Linked DNA regions of Homo sapiens: region 2 is linked to region 1. The links are chromatin loops, found by intact Hi-C in ENCODE. Cell type or tissue: psoas muscle. All regions are shown on one strand.

The links. Hi-C counts contacts between places; a loop is a spot of excess contacts. Peaks named below come from ENCODE experiments on the same cell type or tissue, not always from the same donor. Only the 100,000 strongest peaks of a DNase experiment are listed, where the experiment ranks them.
Region 2: a loop joins it to region 1, with 2.8 times the contacts of the local background. A loop is called at or near these places in 5 of 110 quality-filtered maps.

What each region holds. Positions count from the first base shown.
Region 1 is chr6:7,043,055-7,045,554 of GRCh38, forward strand. No RefSeq gene overlaps it. Among named protein-coding and RNA genes, the nearest start is that of RREB1, 64 kb to the right of the region's middle. RefSeq lists an enhancer at 1-300. In psoas muscle, no CTCF peak of the experiment used is centred here; a DNase peak (open chromatin) is centred at 1,127; H3K27ac peaks cover 1,754 bases.
Region 2 is chr6:6,747,691-6,750,190 of GRCh38, forward strand. The region is part of intron 2 of LOC101928004 (a long non-coding RNA gene); the gene reads right to left. Among named protein-coding and RNA genes, the nearest start is that of LY86-AS1, 130 kb to the left of the region's middle. RefSeq lists an enhancer at 2,322-2,500. In psoas muscle, no CTCF peak of the experiment used is centred here; a DNase peak (open chromatin) is centred at 961; H3K4me3 peaks cover 2,500 bases; H3K27ac peaks cover 2,500 bases.

The DNA of each region.
Region 1 (2,500 bases):
ACCAATTTCAAGGAAAGCACACACACACTAAACCCCCCACTGTTTGAGGACTTTCCACGTTTGCATGCACTGGAGCTGGACTCTGGAGCAAAGGGCAGCAGTGATTATTCTAGAGGTTATGTCATAGATGGTGTAACATTATCTTCTGCCCACTGGGATCTTATCAGCCATGTGTGCCTGGTCTATTTTGAGACCCATCTGAGCCTGCTACCTGGGACATGGGTAGTGTTAACAAATCAACATATGGCTGACAAGAGTTTAACCTGCCTCGTCTGGTGAAGAACAGTCAGAGCAAACTGTCTGTCAGCAGCAGCAGCTGAACTTGTGATATGAAATATTGCTTTCTTGCCTAAAAGCAGGACAGAGAAAGAAAAAGAAAAAAGAAGCAAAAGAAATATTGCTTTGTCTTCCAAATAAAATTTAGAGGCTCAGTGTAAACTGCAACTGTGACCCCAATCAACCAAGTAGGTGAAACACACACACACACACACAGAGACACACACACATCTTTTTACTTAGATAGCTTTGTTATTCAGCAAGAAGACAAATTATTAAAAAGTTGCCGGGCACAGTGGCTCACCATGCTGTAATCCCAGCACTTTGGGAGGCTGAGGCGGGTGGATCTCCTGAGGTCAGGAGTTCGAGACGAGCCTGGCCAACATGGCCAAACCCTGTCTCTACTAAAAATATAAAAATTAACTGGGCGTGGTGGCAGGCGCCTGTAGTCCCAGCTACTCTGGAGGCTGAGGCAGGAGAATCGCTTGAACCCGGGAGGCAGAGGTTGCAACGAGATCCCGCCACCGCACTCCAGCCTGGCAACAGAGTGAGACTCCGTTTCAAAATAATAATACTAATAAAATAAAAAAATTAAAAGTTGAGCTCTTTCCACGAGTGAGGGCTGAGAGCTGGCATCCTAGGCAGGCAGGCCAGACCCAGGGTGTGCAATGGCCCTATTTGTTGCCTTGGTCTTACGTACGGAAGACCTCGGCTTCTCTCTTTGCCATTAGCAGGAGTCGAATTCTCAGGGCCTAACCTCACGTTCTATTTTCAGCTATTTCCACAAAGCGTGCAGCCTCTTAGTCTGCCGTCTTCCTGCTGTCCCTCACCCTCCAGGCCAGCAGCAGTGCCGGCCACCTGCCAGTAGCACCTGCTCCCTGCCCTGCTGCCTTGCTGTTTCCTTGGGTCCAGAAAGCCGTCCCTTCCTCCCAACTCTCAAATATAAGTGGCTTCCAGGCAGGCACGGTGGCTCACACCTGTAATCCCAGCACTTTGGGAGGCCAAAGCAGGAGGATCACTTGAGGCCAGGAGTTCAAGACCAGCCTGGGCAACATAACAAGACCCCATCTCTACTTTTTGAATAACTTTTTCTACTTTTTGATAAACTTTTTAAGTGGCTTCCTCTTATTTGTCTACCCAGCGAGTGGTGACGATTTATGTAGTGTAGGGGAGATCTCAGAAGCTGTCAGCCTGAAACACCTGGCCTTTGTCTTCCTGAAGAGAGGGGTTTATTTCTGGCAGACAATCCTACTGGATTTAAAGTTGGGGTGGTTAGAGAGGCTGCTTCTTCATCCATCTTGAAGTGGACATGATGAGGAAAAAATACACTGAGGAAAATGGCCAGTTAAAGACTTCATTATTGGCCGGGCGCAGTGGCTCATGCCTGTAATCCCAGCACTTTGGGAGGCCGAGGTGGGCAGATCACCTGAGCTCAGGAGTTCGAGATCACCCTGGCCAACATGGTGAAACCCCGTCTCTACTAAAAATACAAAAATTAGCCAGGCATGGTGGCAGGCACCTGTAATCCCAGCTACTCGGGAGGCTGAGTCCAGAGAATCACTTGTACCGGGAGGCAGAGGTTGCAGTGAGCCGAGACTGTGCTACTGCACTCCAACCTGGGTGACAGAGCGAGACTCTGTCTCAAGAATTAAAAATAAATAAAGACTTTAGCTGATGGTAATATGGCTCAGGGTCCTACAAAGCTCATAGAAAGTGAGAGGTGCCTTCTCGTCAAAGTACCTAAGAAAGGCTGGGTGGGAAGAGAAACCAAGAAGATTCTCCACTTTTTTAGCCACCATACGTGCCAAATAGTGGAATCTTCCAGGGTGCATGTGTTATTTGTGACTCAATAGCTATTGTGTGCAACAGCCTCTTCATTGACTTCTCCTCAGACAAGTCATAAAAAAAAAAAAAATCTCCCTTTCTTTCAGGAAAGTTAGAAATTCATTTGCCTCCAAAATAATTTTCTCTTCTTTCAGGTAGAGAGACCTAAATAAGTCTTTCAAAGTCTCCCTTTTTTTGATGACTATTTCTAGAAGTAAGAGCCAGAAAGGGCAGAATAATTAGGTTAAGTCACATCTAGCCCTGTGCCATCTGTGCATGGAGTGTGCGGATGATCTCGGTAGCGGTTAAGCCACTTACTAACCTCCTATCCACTGGGAAGTGATGAAGGAAGAAGTGACTAATGATGCTAAGGAGACAGCTGTCCTTATTTGGGCTCAGT
Region 2 (2,500 bases), 300 kb before region 1:
GAATTGAAGATGAGGCAACTGAGAAAAGGAAAAGGGAAACACCCTGTGTGCCTGTTAAATGCCCTTGTTCACCTGGCGAGAGATATGCATATATAGTCTCACCACTGACTATCTTTTTATATATATGGTGTATATATAAAAATATAGAAGTGTACAGTGTATGTGTATATGTGTGTATATATGTGTATATGTCTGTGTATAGACACATATATGCACATACACACATTATGTACATTTATATCTATATAACGGCAATGCCTGAGCTGGCTATTTCCAGGCGGCCAATATCCTGTTTTAAACTGATTTAAAATATTGCCACTGTAAACTAATATCGTGATTTGCAACCACTTAAATTCTGGAAGAATTTCTCAGGACTGTGATGAAAATCCCAGCGTCTGGTGGTTCCCTCATCGCAGCTTAACCCTAATTGCCTACACTAAGTCCAATTAGTGGCAAATCAGATTCCCCTTCATTTCATCTGATGAAGTAAGCTTTGGCAGGAGCATCTGCCCACGCAAAGCAGGGTGAAGACAGAGAGAAGAACGGGGCTGCAGGGAACGGGGACACGAGTGTGGGGACCCAAGGGTGACCACAGTCCTCCTGCCCCTGAGTCCCCACGGCTCCGTGCCTCCGGCTTGCAGATTCCTTTCCCTGGATAGAGTTTTTGCAACTGAGTTTGGTGAGAATCAAATCTATCAGGTACAGTCCTAGAAACAAATAACTTGAAGTCTACTTTAAAGGCAGATTCTCTTGGTCTCTTTCTTTCCTGTGTCTGTACCTCTGTGCATCTCTAACACACACACACACACACACACACACACACACACACACGGCCCTTCTGTAAGCACACTTTCCTCGCTGTCCCAGTCCTCTCAGTGTCCACGCTCCTGCAGGCGCTGACTTGGGTGGCGGTTGCAGAGGAACCAGTAGGACTGGCACGGCCATGGCCATGGAGCATGTGGTCCAGGGCACAGATAGCAGCAGCTCTGGTTCCAAAGGCAGTGCGTCCTGCCAAAGCCTTCTCTCTCTGCATCTCAAGGTCACAATAATAGATTACGAAAGAGTGGAAAAGCACAGCTCAGAAAATGGGCCATGGGGACTTTCCTCTGGGTGAGGAGGGAGAGAACAATGCCCGATGCGGCAGCAGGTCGTTTGAGCTCTGCTAGGGAAGGAAACGCGGAGCGTGAGGTCCCTCCAATGCCCGGCACCTGCAACGCCTCCTGTCCAAGGGCTCTGAAAACACAAAAATTGGGACCATTGGAAAATGATTTTTAAGGTGCTCTGATGTAGAAGAAATTCCATCACAAACATTAACCTGTTTCACAAGAATCAAATATTTACTATTGTGTTTCATGGTGGCTACTTTTTAAGTCCCTTGCAAATTAAGGTAGGACAAATGTTCTCACAAAATAAACATTCTCCTGTCTTCAGAAACCACTGATAAATAGTCCAGGCCGATGGATCCTTGCCTCTCCTCAGAATAAGGGAGGGCTGTTATTTTAAAGCAGCAAATAGAACAGATCCTCAAGTGCCCTGGCGGAACAGAAGGCTGGACTGTTAAAGTCTGTGACACTCTCAGTGATGACGTTGGTTTCTAAGGGCTGCAGCAGCCATACCCAAAGAAAACATTTTATATATGATGATGTAGTAACTATACTTCAAGTCTTGACTTAAAAATGTATAATTCAACAACAAAATTACAATTTCTCTGTAAAAGGAGCACTTTTTAAAAATCCAAGCCACTTACACTGGTTTGAAAATATTTGGGGGGTCTTAACTGCTTCTGAGGCTATAGCAAGTGGTTTCTCATAAAATCAGACCCAAGGGAACTCTCTGAGAGGACCCTAGGCACTTAGATTTTATTCCGGGTATAATTTATTCCAAACAGTTTAGCAAAATGATGGTCACATTATAAGAGCATACTCTGGATGCAAAATGTCCAGGAAAGACAGAAGTAGAGGTGGGGTCCAAGAAACAATTCCAGTCTCCTAGAAACCATGCCTTCTGCTCAAGCCAAGTGCTTCTCCTGATCACGTCCTCCTGGTAACTCCTAGCAGCTGCGAGCATTGGAACATAGTCTTACCAGTTCCGGAGCCACCAGGCACCTTCTCTGAACGTCTGAACTATCAGCCCCTTCCCTCAGAGCAGGCCTGCAGGGACTCAGCAAGGCTGGGTGCTGGAGGGCCACTCTGTAGGTCTGGCCAGAGGGAGACCACACCACCCAAAGAGCCATTCAGCGACCAAGGCTCCCCTGAGCGGTCGCTGCTGGTGACACAGGCCCTTTGCTGGGAGAGCCCAGCCCTACTCAGAACAGAAGGGCTCACTGCTCCAGCCTCCAGCCTTCAATCCCAGCTGCAGCTTTTCAGCTCTAGTTTTCCCTCCAGGTTATCTTCCCTCTGTGGCTTCCAGCGGGTCACCCTGTGATGCTGCAGTTCCCCAGTCTTTGCAAACGGGGGAGAGATGACTACTGACTTCCGCGATGATTCATGCTGGTTGTTTA